2 separate regions of the Homo sapiens genome follow, and region 2 is linked to region 1. A link is an interaction called in ENCODE POLR2A ChIA-PET data of the cell type or tissue named here. Cell type or tissue: PC-9. All regions are shown on one strand. Region 1 overlaps FSD2 (fibronectin type III and SPRY domain containing 2). Region 2 overlaps CPEB1 (cytoplasmic polyadenylation element binding protein 1).

Region 1 (2,500 bases):
AAACCAGTTCCATCTTTGCCAAAATCCCTGCAGGGATTACATTATGAAATCTCTATGTTCATGTTGCTTTATGGACATTTATTTTATTTGATTCTCACAAAGCTATCCTCATTTGTAGATAAGGTGTCTTCTAGACTGATTAGATTTGCTCAAGGTCATGAGGGTAGCAGGATTTGAACTGCTATCTGTCTGATTCTAAAATGTGCACACTTTCTGCAACTGGACAGTCTGGGTCCAGGCATAGTGGGGGGATGTTGGGGGTACTCCACAGATCTCAGTTCTTTCTGGTGAAATGAGGGGCTTGTGGAGGAGAGCTGCCCACAGGCTTGCTGACTGAGCCTCACCGTACACGCTCCCTACTAGCCCTGAGATCCTGAGATTCAATACTAGATGCTCCTAGTGACTGCACACCATCATTCCAAAGCCAGTGCTAATTTAATCAGGATTGACACAAAAGCTGAAACTGGAACCGTATAACCAAATGGAACTGAGTCTATTTGGATAACTAAAGTTGAAAAAAGTAAAAAAAGAAATACATACTAGAACAAATGTATTACCTGTCAGCCATAGCCACTGCATCCTAAAAAGGAAAAAGAGAAAATATTAAGTTGATTTTGGAAATAAATTTCTTTTTTCTTTTTCTTTCTTTCTTTTTTTTTTTTTCTTAAATGGAGTCTCACTCTGTCCCCCAGGCTGGAGTGCAATGGCACAATCTCGGCTCACTGCAACCTCCGCCTCCCAGGTTCAAGGGATTCTCCTGCCTCAGCCTCCCAAGTAGCTGAGATTACAGGCACGCACCACCACACCCAGCTAATTTTTGTATTTTTAGTAGAGACAGCGTTTTACCATATTGGCCAGGCTGGTCTCGAACCCCTGACCTTGTGATTTGCCCACCTCGGCCTCCCAAAGTGCTAGGGTTACAGGCATGAGCCACCGTGCCTGGCTGGAAATAAATTTCTTTTACCAACATATTGTTATAAATAGATAGATAGATATAACTATATATGTGATAATACATATTGTCACATCATATATATAAGATAGTTATATAATAATTGATATAACTAAATATATATAATAACATAAACATAGAAGAAAACTTGGAAATTAGGAAAAAGTTAAAAAGCCCAGCTGTATCCCATACCGTAACAAAACCACCCTTATTTCTGTGCATTTTCTTCCATACCACAGTACTGCTTTTCCCCATCAACTTTGTCATGTGCCTGTGGTCCTAGCTCCTTGGGAGGCTGAGGCAGGAGGATCATCTGAGCCCAGGAGTTCAAGGCTGCATTGAGCTATGATCACACCACTCTCCTCCAGCCCAAGCAACAGAGCTAGACCCTGTCTCAAAAGAAAAACCAACAACAAAAAACCCACACTATGTAAGCACTTTCCATGTAGTAAATGGTCTTTTGGGCCATCAGCTTGAACACTTGCATAACAGTTAATTGTGAACAGTTAATGAATGGAAACGCCATCATTTACTTGATGGTTCTTCTCTTGTTGGACATTTTGTTGTTTCCAGCTTTTCACCATCATACATAACAGTGAGAAGCCCACCTTCATGTTTATCACTTTCTCCATGTTCTGCATATGGTGGGCCCACTAGTTCAAGAGGTATGAGCATTGATGGTTCTTGCAGTGCCTGCCAAATTGCTCTCCAGCTTTATTCGCTGGCCCCTCACCCCAGGCACAGCAGAAAGGAGGCATGGTTGGGCTTTGAGGGGCGACTGTACTCTTGGACAATGTGGGGGCCATATTTAGCAACCAGGAAGCTCTGGAGGCTGAAGGCCCCTCCCCCACGCCCTGGACACCACATCTTCCCCCTCCTCCTGTGGCACCTTGTGAAGAAATCTGACTGAGATTGAAATTCCCATAGCCTAGCCATGTAGAGGGTTGGGTCAGATTTAATTTGTTTTCAAGAAAATTAGGAAATGGATTTTTTTTGCATGTCTGAGTTCGTGAAGTAAGATTTTTAATTGCTACACTTGTAACTGGGAAATTTAAGGTGCCTTTTCAGCCTTGACAACTTTCTCCCCAGAGCTCCAAGAGGCCATCTGAGGTGGCTGGAAAACTCTTAGAGCACTCTTGGCCGGGCGCGGTGGCTCACGCCTGTAATCTCAGCACTTTGGGAGGCCGAGGCAGGTGGATCACGAGGTCAGAGGTTCGAGACCAGCCTGACCAACATGGTGAAACCCCGTCTCTACTAAAAAAAAAAATACAAAAATTAGCTGGGCGTGGTGGCGGGTGCCTGTAATCCCAGCTACTCAGGAGGCTGAGGCAGGAGAATTGCTTGAACCCGGGAGGAAGAGGTTGCAGTGAGCCGAGATCGTGCCACTGCACTCCAGCCTGGGCAACAGAGCGAGACTCCATCTCAAAATAATAATAATAATAATAATAATAATAATAATAATAATAAAACTCTTGGCCGGGCATGGTGGCTCACGCCTGTAATCCCAGCACTTCGGGAGGCCAAGGTGGGCGGATCACGAGTTCAGGA
Region 2 (2,500 bases), 230 kb before region 1:
GGAACACAAAGGAAAAAGAAAAGTAGAGAGGAAGGAGAACTGCATCAGCCTATAGCCAGTGAATCAAAGAAAGATTAAATCCCTGTAAGGTGATGGGAGGGAATGGGAGACAGGATGGTGTCTACAGGGGCACTGAGGAGGAAGGGGAAGGGCTCTGTGATATGCATATGGCCATCTCTGGTTGTGAAAGCAGGAGGGGAGGAAAAAGGAGCATGTTAATTAAGTCCTAGAACATACTAAGGTGGGAAGACTACACAAGCTCCAGAGAATAAAGAAGCAGAGAAGGTAGGGAAGCTGTGGGTCACTGTGGGCAGCCAGAGGATGAGCCTGCCCTCTCTCTAACACAGAACAAGAGCCAGCTTTGTTACATGGATTTATTTTAAATCTAATGTGACCATCCCAATAAAATAGGCATTTCTCCTCTTACCCTATAGATTTTTTTAGAGAAGCTTTAAGGTTTACAGTAAATCTGAGCAGAAAGTACAGGGATTCTCCAAATACTCTCTGCCCCCACACTTGCGTGACTTCCCCACTATCAGGATCCCGCATGAGAGTGGAACATTTTTTTATACTGACCCATCATCCCCACCGAAAGTCCATGGTTTGCATCAGAGTTCACTCCTGGTGTTTCTTTTACCTTCTATGGGTTTGGACCAAAGTATAATGACATGTATCCACCATATACAGAATAGTTTCACTGCCCTAAAAATCCTCTGTGCTATGTCTCTTCATCCCTTCCTGCTAAACCCCTGGCAACCACTGATCTTTTTTACTAAAATAGGCATTTTAGTTTCCCATCTTATAGAAGAGAAGAGGAAACAAAGTTTCAGAGATATTAAATATCTAGTCCAATGTCACAAAAGTTGTGTGCTCTCAAATCCGATTTTACCACCGCACTGATTCCTGAGCTCAAAACTTGCTTTGACAAGTGGTTCTCAAACACTACCCACTAGAACCACCTGGGGATCTTTATTCAGTTGGAGATTCCTAAATTCCACCCAGAGTGATTCAGTAAGTCTGGGATAAGGCCCAAGAATGTGCAATGAGATCCCCAGGTGAGATAAACTCGTTAGAGACCCATGCTGCCAAGGATACATAAGGCTGATATTAGAAAAAGCGTAGGAAGAGAGAATCTTATGGGGAAAACCCACAAAACTAAATAAAGCCCTGAATAAGAATGAAGAAGTGACCCACAGGTGGGTGTGGGCTAAAGAGGAATTCACCCCCACAGACTGGGAGGTCACAAGGCACAGGAAGGGCAGGACCAGGGAAAAACAGCTGTAGGTTTATCAGTTAAGTCCAAGTAGAGAAGTTTGCTGTTCTCAATTTCATTTCTAAGACAAGAGGTTTGAAACCAAAGTGTTGGCTACAAGAAAGAAGAGCAGAATAAAGACGGGCAGACAGTTTGATTACCATGGGCAGGCATGCGCATGTGTGCATGCACACACCCCATTAAGTCCCAAAGGTTGCTTTTTTTTTTTTTTAATGTAATTGAGAGGATACTGCTATTTTATTGTGGGACAAGAAGAGCCTTCTTGCCTCAGCAGGAATACTCCTTGCCTGCAGCCTGCCTATCCACCTACCACAAGAAAATCCAGTGCCTCAATATTCCAAGACCCTCGATCCAGAAAGGACATCACGCTAACTCACCTCCTTGCAGCGCATCCTTCGGCTGGACATCTTGAAATAATATTCACTCAGGCCATCTGGGCTCAGCGGGTCATGAGAGCAAGCCTGAAGCAAGGATCGGACAGACTTCTCTAGTTCGAAGACCAGATACACATACCCTATTCCCAATGAGAGGAAAAATCGCATTAATATCCCTTAGGTGGCCACTCCTCAGCCTTGGCTTTGCAGCAGGGCGTTTCTTCCAAGAAAGAAGGTCTTGTGTATAAGATACATTTTTGTTTTACTCCTGAAAAGTCGTGTTGAGTGGAAGCATTTGCTATGCAGATGCCCTGGGTTGTGGGCCTCCCTCCCACCCTGGTGAAGGAAAGGACTGGCAAGCTGAGACAGAGGATCCCACCATTACCACAGCTCTCTATGCAAGAACACAGAGCATGTTCAGGTCAGCAGAGCCAGGCTTTCCTGGTGGCAGGAAAGATGGCAGGTATTGCTTTAAACACCTACTTAAACCATTAGTTCAGTTCAATGAAGATGGGGCAGGGTGAAAATAGCACCTGCTCCTTTCTACAGGGAAGGGATCTCATTTCAGACCAGTGAGGAATCAGATGCTTGGTCCTCATTCCTGCCAACTCCAAAGGGACTTCAGAATTAGGTCAGGCAACAACGTAACTGGGCAGGACAGGCAGGCAAGGGAAAGCTTTTCAAACGCCTTATTTTGAGAGGAAAGGTGCTGCTTGGGTTCAGGTTTAGAGAGAAGTGTACAAGGAAGGGGTTTCAGAGGCAACTCCCACTGCTGTGTAAGTCTGGACAGATGGAACATTAGCTCAGAAGAAACAGAGGGACATGTTAGGTTGAAGAGAAAGTGCTGACAGAT

The links. Peaks named below come from ENCODE experiments on the same cell type or tissue, not always from the same donor. Only the 100,000 strongest peaks of a DNase experiment are listed, where the experiment ranks them.
Region 2: POLR2A ChIA-PET joins it to region 1 with 11 read pairs; 6 of 35 experiments call an interaction of 5 or more read pairs at or near these places.

Annotation. Positions count from the first base shown.
Region 1 is chr15:82,779,688-82,782,187 of GRCh38, forward strand. It overlaps FSD2 (fibronectin type III and SPRY domain containing 2), which reads right to left. Exons shown (of 13, transcript NM_001007122.4): 5 at 558-580. Among named protein-coding and RNA genes, the nearest start is that of FSD2, 25 kb to the right of the region's middle. In PC-9, no CTCF peak of the experiment used is centred here; no DNase peak of the experiment used is centred here.
Region 2 is chr15:82,550,830-82,553,329 of GRCh38, forward strand. CPEB1 (cytoplasmic polyadenylation element binding protein 1) reads right to left here. Exons shown (of 13, transcript NM_001365242.1): 9 at 1,651-1,787. Among named protein-coding and RNA genes, the nearest start is that of RPS17, 12 kb to the left of the region's middle. In PC-9, no CTCF peak of the experiment used is centred here; a DNase peak (open chromatin) is centred at 1,052; H3K27me3 peaks cover 1,077 bases.